2 separate regions of the Homo sapiens genome follow, and region 2 is linked to region 1. A link is a contact called in ENCODE Hi-C data. All regions are on one chromosome and are shown on one strand. The core of a region is the stretch at or near the end of the contact, and the rest is flanking DNA. Distances in the headings are between cores, read along the strand shown. Region 1 has its middle 110 kb from the start of CARTPT. Region 2 has its middle 170 kb from the start of CARTPT.

Region 1 (5,474 bases), core at 977-3,476:
TATTAATAAATAGTATATACAATAGAGTCTTTAAGAAACAAAAAGTGAAAGTGAAAGCAATGAGATATTATTTCCATTTTTACTTTTTGGTATCAAACTGACAAGTTATCATTTAAAAATTACAATATCCAGCCATGATGGGGATGTTGGCAAAACAGGCACTTTAATACATAGTTGAGGGAGGGTTAGCTGCTGCATCATTTCCTGATGATACTATGACTAAAGCCTTAAATTATGCCTTATGGAACTCATCCTAAAGAAATTAGCAGAGTTATGGCCAAATATATACGCAAAAGGATGTTCATCATAGAATTTTTATAATAATGACACCACCTAACATATTGATATAGTGGATTTGTTAAGTAAGTTATGGTCCACCCATGTGATGGACTACTATATAGCCAGTAAAAATCAAATGTACCACCTTAGAAAAATGTTTACAAAATAATTTACTAAGTGACAAAGTTATATATAAAATAAAATAAAATATAGAGTATGTCATCAGTTTTGTAAAAAAATATGCATATATGTATAACAGTATATCTGCATATATGGGCAAAGAAAAAAGACTAGAAGGACATACGATGTTAACGTATTAGTCTGTTCTCACATTACTGTAAGGAAATACCTAAGACTGGGTAATTTATAAAGAAAAGAGGTTTAATTGGCTCATGATTCTGCAGGCTGTACAGGAAGCTTGGTGGCTTCCGTTTCTGGGGAGGCCTCAGGAAGTTTCCAATCATGGCAGAAGGCGAAAGGGGAACAAGGTACTTCACATGGCCCGAGAAGGAGGAAGAGAGATGGGGGAGGTGCCACACACTTCAACAACCAGATCTCATGAGGACTCACTATCACAAGAACAGCACCAAGGGGATGGTACTAAACCATTTATGAGAGAACCACTCCATGATCAAATCACCTCCCACCAGGCCCACTTCCAGCAAAGGAGATTATATTTCAACATGAGATTTGGATGGGGTCACAGATCCAAACCGTATCCGTTAATAATAGTTACCTCTGAGTGTGGATTATAGTGTTTTCCAAATTTTCTGCACGACATTTATCAGTTTTGTAATTTGAAAAGGAAAACAAATATGAAAAGAAAAAATATGAGGAAGATATGAAGGAAATCTTGGGACTCCATGACTCGGTTGACCTCTATTCTCAGGTTTTGGGTTTCAAGTTTACATACAAATTTAGAAAAATAGAATAGCAAGTATGTAGTACGGCCTGATATTGTGGCAGCACCTTATACTATAACAAATAGATGTTTAAAGCCTGTGAGGTTCTAGGCCACTCTTCTGAAAAGTTGTTTTTCAATATGATACATTTTTACTACTAAGAAATTCATTTTGGTGTCACTTGGGTCACTAGTTACCCATGAAAATTGATATTAGTGTAGATTTTTATGTCACATAGCCAGAAGGAAAACACTGAGAATAAGTGCTGCTCTTTCCCCAGTCAATTCATCCTTGTGCAAGATAAGCCCCCAAAAAGAGGATTTAAGGGCCTCTCATCCTTAGTCCCATGAGGTCTCTATCTCCATTCCCTTCTTCACTTTTGGTGACAATTCAAGGCTAGCCTAGCAAGCCCACACTTTCTCACCAAATAAAGACACACTCATTACCAGGGGGTGGGTCTGGCAGCTGGAGCTGTTTTATCAATAGTCTATTTGAGTCTCTGAAAAACAATTTAAGCTGGTCACAGTATTTCATCAAAACTGTTCAATACCGGTGACTGGTGGCCTCAGCGGATGGTATATCCATAATTCATAATGCCGTCTAAATTGGAGAGAGGAGACACTGTAATCTCAGAATCCTTTTTAAGGGAGAGGAGGAATCTTAGAACATGCTTAAAACAAGTACAGTTGAAGCCTTTGTTACAGATGGGTTTTTATCTTTCTAGGAGATGGAAAAGGCTAAGTCAGTGACAACAAAGCTAAATATTTCTCCTTATAATACAAAGGAGAACAATGCATGGTTACTACTGACTAATTTATTTTACTCAATGGAATAAACCAGAAAGACTAACATTGTTTTAATTTATGCATCCAGTGAGAGCCAGGATATTGATATGTAAAAGCACTTAAACATACACTGTTATGGGCCAGGGCTGTCAAGAGCTGTTTTGAATCAGAAAGAGCTGGAAATATTCATGTAGAAAGAGAGCTACCCAACAACCCAGCTCTATAAATAGTCCTGAGTGAGCCTGGCTTGTGGCTTGGGTTGGCCTGAGTCCCAAACTCCTCCCTGGGGACTAAACCCAGGAGGAATGAGACAGAAATGAAACTTGGGCATTTGTCTAGCTGCTTCCCTGGTCACCATAGATTTCTCAGGAAAAGCCTATTTGCTGTCTGTAAATATTTCCTCTCCCTTCTTCTTCCTGGCCTTCCTAAAAACAAAGCAAAGCAAAACACATAAATAAAATTCCAAAACACAAAAACAAATAAAGCAAATCTTTCCCAGTTACTCTTGGCGTTAGTTACTAAGCACTGGAGATTTACAGCCTACTTATTGGTAATCTTTAAATTCATGTTTCAGGAATCCCTGAAAAGTGATTTGGGTAAAAGAATGCAGTGAGGAAACTGTAAGAATGATCCTATGTTTCTCAGTTTTCTTTCCGCTGGCACTACTTTATTTAACCCTCACAGTGCTCTGTGGAAGGTATTATTAGATTGGTGCAAAAGTATTTGCGGTTTTGACATGAAAAGTAATGGCAAAAACCGCAATTACTTTTGCACTAACCTAATAGGATGCTTATGTGATGGGTGAGGGAAGTGAAGCTCAGAAAAGTGCAATGCCTATAAAAGGTGGACCATTCCATCATCCCACCCAGTTGAGTGGTCCTCCCACTACACCAGTGGTCAGTCAGTTACAGGCAGCTGCTGACCTCCCTCAACTCCTACTACCCATAGCCTCCACTCATGCGATATACATGCCAAAAAGTTTCCTGAAAAGTTGTTGTACTAAGTTCCCCTAGATCACTGTAGTTTTCAAACCTTTTTCCTTCATTATGACCTGCTTCACATACTGGTGAACAGATGGCCCCGTGGGTCAGTGTGAGGCGCTTGTGAAATCTAGGCCATCGGTTTCACCATCAACATACATTAGCTAGTCTTTATGTTGAAGGAGATCAGGATATGCCACCTCAAAACGCACCTCTTTAGCTTAAGGATTATTTTGAGCTGAAGGCAGTTAAAGATCAACATATACAGGAAGAGGTCTCTGCTCTCCCTTTATCTGTCTAAAAGCAGGGCATGAGTTTCCCCTGGTGAAGGTGGTATAAGTTCCCCTCTCCTAAACCAGGATGAGGAACACGACTGTTATCGCTGGTGATGGAGAGCCGGCACCAAGTCTGCATAAACAAACCTTACTAAAATAACCCTTATTTTTCATTAGTTCTCTCATGTATTTCCTAGTCACTTTCAGTTAATTTATTTTTCCTGAGGCCCAAACCCTCTTTCCTTCGTTAAGAAGGATATATAGGCCGGGCGCAGTGGCTCAAGCCTGTAATCCCAGCACTTTGGGAGGCTGAGGCGGGCAGATCACGAGGTCAGGAGATCGAGACCATCCTGGCTAATACGGTGAAACCCCGTCTCTACTAAAAATACAAAAAATTAGCCAGGCATGGTGGCAGGCGCCTATAGTCCCACCTACTCGGGAGGCTGAGGCAGGAGAATGGCGTGAACCCAGGAGGCGGAGCTTGCAGCGAGCCGAGATCTCGCCACTGCACTCCAGCCTGGGTGACAGAGCAAGACTCCGTCTCAAAAAAAAAAAAAAAGAAGGATATATAAGCTCCCTAGTCTAACCACTTCTTTGAGTTTCACTTCTTTTCTGTGAATTCCCAGGAATGTAAAATTTTAAAAAGTTAATACATTTATATTTCTTTTCTACTATTAGTTTGTCTTGTGTCAGTCAAATTCACAAGCCCCCACTGACTAAACCCAACAGAGTAGAGGAAAAGTTCCTCCTCTTCAACAACATGTAGTTTTATACACTTACAACTTAATCTCAACAGCTGGGTCACAATGGGCAGAGAGAACAGTACAGTCATGCTTTGCATAACAAAGTTTTGGTCAACAATAGACGACATATATGATGATGGTCCCATAAGATTATAATACCATATGTTTATGGTACCTTTTTATGTTTAGATCTGTGTAGATACACAAATACTTACCATTGTCTTATAATTGCCTAGTATAGTGCAATAATGTGCTGTACAAGTTTGTAGCCTAGGAGCAGTAGGCTGTAGCATATAGCCTAGGTGTGTAGTAGGCTATACTCCCTAGGTTTGTGTAAGTACACTCTGATGTTTGCACAATGACAAAATCACCGAATAATGCAAGAGACTCATGACTGTACTAGGATTCAGGGACTATGTTAAGCACTTAAAGCTCTTATAATACTTTTAACATCCCTATGAGGTAGCTACTATAGTATTAGGTCGGTGCAAAAGTGAGTGCAGTTTTGCCACTACTTTTAATACCTCCGTTTTATAAATAAGAAAACTGGGGCCTGGAGAGGTTACATAACTTGCCCAATGTCCCACAGCTTATAAGAGGCAGAGGCAGGATTCCCAGCCAGGCAGTCTGACTCCAGAGGGTATGCTCTTCACTACTGTATTACAATGCCTCCAATCCACGTGGATGGACTCATTCCTTACCCTGGCCTGCTCTTAGGTAGAGCTGTTCCTAAACAGAGTAGAGACCTGGGCCAGTGTTGGCTTTCTGCCCTTCACTTTCAGCCCCCTCTTTCTCCCATCTGCCCACCCTCTCCTCTCTTCTTTTTCTGGTTCTTCCCTATTCCTTGCAACAACATTGCTCATCCCTGTGCCTTCCTTGACCTAGGTTTCTGTTCTGTTTAGGGACTGCACAGTCTAGAGCACAATTGACCAATGGTTCCCAAGCCTGGGTGATCATCATATTTTTAGAGGAACTTCAAAAACATGCATACTCCTAGGCCTGTAACTTCTGGTGCATTGTCAGCTGTCCAGGTAATGGTGTTCACTCAGCTTGGGAAAAAATACCATGATACACAATGGTCAGAGTTCTGGCTGTGATGGTAGTGAAAACGCCTTTAAGAACCTGGCTGAACACAATATAGTTCATCTGGTTCCCTAAAGATAACAATTCTCTGGGAGGCCGAGGTGGGCAGATCATGAGGTCAGGAGTTTGAGACCAGCCTGACCAGCACGGTGAAACCCCATCTCCACTAAAAATACAAAAATTAGCCAGGCATGGTGGCACGTGCCTGTAATCCCAGCTACTCAGGAGGCTGGGGCAGGAGAATCACTTGAACCCGGGAAGGGGAGGTTGCAGTGAGCCAAGATTGTGCCACTGCACTCCAGCCTGGGAGACAGAGCGAGACTCTGTCTCAAAAAAAAAAAAACATAAAAATTCTCCTGTAGCCCTGGTCTCTTGTTTATAGAGAATAGCTGTGTTTCTGCTTCCATGTGTTCCAAAGGGCCAATAT
Region 2 (5,206 bases), core at 1,162-3,661, 61 kb after region 1:
TGGTTTCAATTATCTACATACTCATTCATATCCACCCATCCATCATGCTTTCCCATTCATTCTTCCACTGAGCATCTTCTATATACCAAGTTTCACAGCAGTATGAGGGTTTGCAAGCACAGAGATGAAAAAGAGAGTTTATGCCCATGAGGACCTTGAAGTCCAATAATGTGGTCTTATAGAGCAGAGTGTTAGATGCTATGAGAAAGGAATGCACGAGAAGGATGAGAGCCCAGAGGACAGCCCCTCTTCTAGGACTGAAGGTCGAGGGAAGTCTTCCTACAGGAGATGAGACTGAACTGAATCCTGAAGGATAAAGGCGGTCAGAGAAGGCTTTACAAGTAGAAGAAACAGCAAGTACAGAGATATATTGGGGTGGAGAGTTTGGCATGGTATGGGAACTGCAACCTGTTTTAGTACAGTCAGAGCATAGCATGCAGGATGGAGGTGGAGGGTGAAAAAAAATGATGCCAGAAAGGTGGGCAGGGGTAGGATCGTCAAAAGTCCTAGGAGCCATGGTAATGAGTTTGAACCAAGGGGAAATCCTCTAAGATAATTTAGAGCAGGAGAGTGATGAACAGATTTGTAGTTTTTGAAAGCTTCTTCCAGCTTCAGGGTGGAGGCTGGACTGAAGGAGGTCAGACTCACTGAGGGAAATGGGATCAGTCGGTGGCTGTCGCAGTGATGGTAGGACACAATGACGAAGCCCCAGCATTAGGTAGTGGTCGTGAAAGAGAGAAGGAGACAGTTCAAGACATGCCTGAGGAGTGGAATGGACAAGGCTTGTTGCTAGATGGAATGTGGAGGTGAGGGAGAAGGAGGAGGCTTCAGTGTCTGAGTGACAAGGATGTCACTAATTCTTGCATGTAACGTAGGAAAGAGGACAGCCTTGTGGGAGGGTGCCTTGAGTTCAGGCTCACCATCTAAATGTTGGGTGAGATAGAGATTTGAGAGAGCTGAGTGGGAGTGTGGTTGCCCAGGGAGAAAGTAGAGAGTTGAGGAGAGCTGGGCGCGGTGGCTCATGCCTGTAATCCCAGCACTTTGGGAGGCCAAGGCGGGTGGATCACCTGAGGTCAGGAGTTCAAGACCAGCCTGACCAACATGGTGAAATCCCGTCTCTACTAAAAATACAAAAAATTAGCCGGGAGTGGTAGTGCGTGCCTGTAATCCCAGCTACTTGGGAAGCTGAGGCAGGAGAATCTCTTGAACCTGGGAGGCGGAGGTTGCAGTGAGCCGAGATCATGCCATTGCACTCCAGCTTGGGCAACAAGAGCGAAACTCCATCTCAAAAGGAAAAAAAGAAACCAAGAGTTGAGGAGAGGAGAAAGCCGGCACCAAAACCCCAGGGAAACTGTATTTATTGAGAAGCAATGGAAGAGTAATTAAAAAGGAACCAAGGAGGAACAGCCAGAGATGTAGGAGTCCTGGCAGCCTGGGCAGCAGAATTCCCAGGAGTCACATGTTGTGAAAGGATGAGGAAGATGAGTGTGGAAAGGCACCCATTGGATTTAATGACAAAGAAGTTTCTGGCTGTCTTGTAGAAAGCATCTCTGGTGGGGTGAGGAGTGAATGGCATGTGAGGAAGCTGGTGTGGAGGGTGCAGGCGAGCCTACACCCATGGCTGTGAAGAGGGAGAGGTGGCTAGAGAGGAAGATGAGAAGGGCAGGTGACTGGTCTGGGGCTCACAGTGAGTTAATATATTAAATTAATTCATCCACCTAATTAGGTGCCTGTTATGCAGCATGTTGTGCTAGGCACCAGGTAGAAAGAAACTTAAGACATGCATTCCAATGTGTAAAATTCAGTGAGTAAAGCCCCAAAAATGCAGGATCAAGAGACCCACTTTCCTATATTTGCTAAAAAATAATGTGGTATAGTAAAAATGACACAGATTTTGGGTAAAAATAGATCTAGGTTCAAATCTTGACTTTCTTTTTGGCTATGTGATCTTGGGCAAATTATTTAATCTCTCTAAGCCTCAGTTTTCACATCTGTAAAATGGGAATAATAATATCCCCCATATAGATTTCTTGAGAAGATCTGAGATAAGGTCTATTAACTCTGTAAGGGTAAGGGATTTGTCTAAATTACTCAGTATCGTATCCCCAGTACCAAGCATAGCATAATGCCTGGCCCATAGCAGGGATTTAGTAGATATTTGCAGAATGAATGGATGACAGAAGGTATGTGAAGAACCTGGCATAGAGGAGGTGCTCTGTAAAGGGTAGCCATTCTTCCTCACTGCTCTGGGACCTGTGAGGATCTGTCACTGGATGCGTGAGGATGAGATAATGAATTACCAGGCAAAATGCTAAAGCCTCTGGTTGGCAATGAGACGTAGGGTGGATATCCTGTTCTGAATACTTGGCTCATGATGGGCGTGAATGGATAAGGGAAGCAGCTCGTGCCTGGCCAGAGGCAGGCCATCAACAGTCCTGTGCAGTACAGGGAGGCTGAGGGGAAGGAATGTTAGGCATGTGCTGACTTACATGTGACCTCAAGTGAGAGGGACAGGCTGTTCCAGTCATCTCATCTAGGTGAGCAGCTTCTAGCTCTCAGGCCTGTGACTCTCAGTGGCCTGGGTCAGCTCAAAGGTTCCTGCCTGTCCACAGGTGCTGGCCTTTTCTGGCTACTCTTCCCTGTTCACAATTTAGATGCTCAAGGCAGCAGAAAAGATAACAGCCAAAAGTGGAGGCAATTTACCTCTTTGTTAATTCCTGCCTGAATGAAAACAAAAAAATTGTTGTGTGTGTTTTCTCCCTGGAAATGTCATACCTCCTCAATATTTAAAAAAGTCCTAGGACAGCAAAAAGAAAAAAAATCACCAAATTGGTGTGGTTTCAGGGTCATGTTTTTCTTTTTTTCTACCTGGTTTTTAATATACTCTCTGCCTAGTTTCTTTTCTTTTTGGACTTGAGGAAGGCCAGAGCTGCTTTTCCTGGAAGAATGATGCTCCGTGACTGGCAAAACCAGTGAGAGAGACACTTCGGCACATTAAGAAGCCAGAGGCTCATTAGTGTCTATTTACTACCTTGTAGAATGCTCTCGAAGAAGAACCTGAGACTGTCATCTCCTGGAATGGGGCTCCCCAGAGCTTCCTCACTCAGGATGTGCATAATGAATGTAGCAGCCTGGGCAGGGGGAGGGCGTCACATGCTGGGCCTGTGGTCCCAGGGGCAGCCTCATCTTTCCCTGGCTCCTTCAAAAGCAAGGCATTATGGGCAGGGAGGGATGATTTATGATCTCCTCTCTTTGGGCTCAGCGTGGATGCTGTGGGAGGAAGGAGGCTGCTCTGCCCAGGGGCAGGAGCAGAGCACCCACACACCATGCAGAGGATCACTGGACACATCTCACATAGTCAGGGTTGGAGAAGAACTCATGATCACCTGATCAGCCTCTCAAGTCTACAGAGGCAGAAAATGAGGCACAGGGAGAAAATGGGGCTGGATGAAGGCCCACTCTTAGCCCATGCCAGAGCAGAGGAACATCCATTCATGCCTAATCCAATGCACTGTGCTGATTCACCTCTCTCAGTGGTGAATTTTCCCATCTGGAAAACTAGGCTGATATTGTAGATCCTAGCTTACAAAAACATTCTCAACTGGAATGTGAAAGAATACACAATTGGGAGTCAGAAGACATTGGTTTGGGTCCTAACCCTGTGGGATCTTGGGCAAGGCACTTTGCCTATTTGAGTCTCAGTTTACCTTCTGTAACATGAGGTGAATTATCAACAATAATAGCTAATATTCTTGAACCCTCACTGTGGGCCAGGCAATGTGCTAAGTGTTAGGGTTATTTCAATTATTCTTCTTAATAACCTTAAGAGGGAGGTACTATTATTCCTATTTTAAAGATGAGGAAACTGAGGTTGAGTTTAATTAGCTTGAGTAAGGTCTCAAAGCTAGGTGATAGTATTTATCGCACAAGGTTTATGTAAGAGTTGCATAAGCTGCTTATGAATGTGTTTTTCGATTATGAAATACACATGCAAACAATTTTCCATGTAAAAGTATTTTGAATTTTTTTGAGAAAAAGTCCTGAATGCCAAGTCATCACTGTTTGATCTTATTTGCCAAATGTTCTTTGAATTGCTGCTGAGTGTGAAGAACCATGTCAAGTGCTGGAGAGGAGGGCATGCTGCAACCCCCACTCTCATGGAGGTTACAGGTCAGCAGCTAACGCAGCCATCCAGGTAAAAATGACAAGTGGGATGTGAACCCAGGAGTGGGAATGGATGGTGGGTAAGGGAATGAGCTTTGTCTGGAACAGTGGTTTCTAACCCTGGCCAATCCCAGAGATTCTGATTTACCAGGGAAGGGAAGGAGCCCAGACATCATTGTTTTTTAAAGCCCTCTGGGATTGGAATGGGCCACCACAATTCAGACCTGCTGATCCAGATGATGAAGACATCTCCCTGAGGAAGTAACATTTAAGCTAGGGGCTGCTGGAGTTTGAAGATGGTTCATTCTAACTGCAGCTGACAGCTTTGCCAGGTAGATGTTTCTCTCTTCTGACAGGGAGGGCTGGAGACCACAGTCAGGAGGGACCCCCAGGTGAGCTGCACTTCCTGAGAGAAACTCAGCCAGACGGCAAGGCTGCCCACCCCACCCTCCACATTCACTGCCCCACATCGGTGGAGAGAAGTGGTTTCCTCTGGAGCTGATAGCTCCACCTGTCGCCTCTGTGCAGCCAGCTGCTACTGAGTAGGGGCTGGGTGAGGAGTAGATCCAGGATTCTTGGAGGTGTGACTTTGAAGACTGGTTTCTCCCTTCACCCATCAGGCTGCCAATGGGGGCTGCTCCCCAGACAGGCTGCATCCATGGTGCCCCTTCATGTCACACAGCCAGGCCTGGGAGATGCAACGTCAAAAAACACATTCAGAGACAGTGCATACAATTCTTACAAAGACTCTATCAGCTAGCAGTGAGACCTCGGGCCAGTTGATTAAACTCTGAGCCTCAGTTTCTTCACCTATAAAATGAGGATAATAGTGGTAGTGTTTTATGAAAACAACCATAAAGTTGTTTTTATGAAAGAGTAGCCAGGACAGAGGAAGCCCCTTTGATGCTGGCACATGGGGTGAAGGCTCATGCCCCCCTCAAGTCAGCTCTGCCAGGTCAGCTGTATCATGCATTCAGTAAATGAAGTCACACCTAGGCCAGGTGAAAGGATGTACCCTTAGCACGTTAGCCAAGAGGCCTTG

What was found. Hi-C counts contacts between places; a loop is a spot of excess contacts on that map. Pooled maps may share reads with other maps.
Region 2: a loop to region 1 is called in a map of heart left ventricle, with 2.4 times the contacts of the local background. The contact joins two enhancer-like sites. A Hi-C loop is called at or near these places in 9 of 168 maps with a recorded cell type or tissue (Right ventricle myocardium inferior, ascending aorta, heart left ventricle and 3 more), 1 of 37 single-sample maps with no recorded cell type and 1 of 50 pooled maps.

What each region holds. Positions count from the first base shown.
Region 1 is chr5:71,828,650-71,834,123 of GRCh38, forward strand. No RefSeq gene overlaps it. Among named protein-coding and RNA genes, the nearest start is that of CARTPT, 110 kb to the left of the region's middle. Within about 2 kb of position 2,227, at least 17 of the 41 ENCODE cell types and tissues checked have a DNase peak (open chromatin) inside an H3K27ac peak, as active enhancers do; they include heart left ventricle and heart right ventricle, where a contact is called at or near this core.
Region 2 is chr5:71,889,645-71,894,850 of GRCh38, forward strand. No RefSeq gene overlaps it. Among named protein-coding and RNA genes, the nearest start is that of CARTPT, 170 kb to the left of the region's middle. Within about 2 kb of position 2,412, at least 3 of the 41 ENCODE cell types and tissues checked have a DNase peak (open chromatin) inside an H3K27ac peak, as active enhancers do; they include heart left ventricle and heart right ventricle, where a contact is called at or near this core.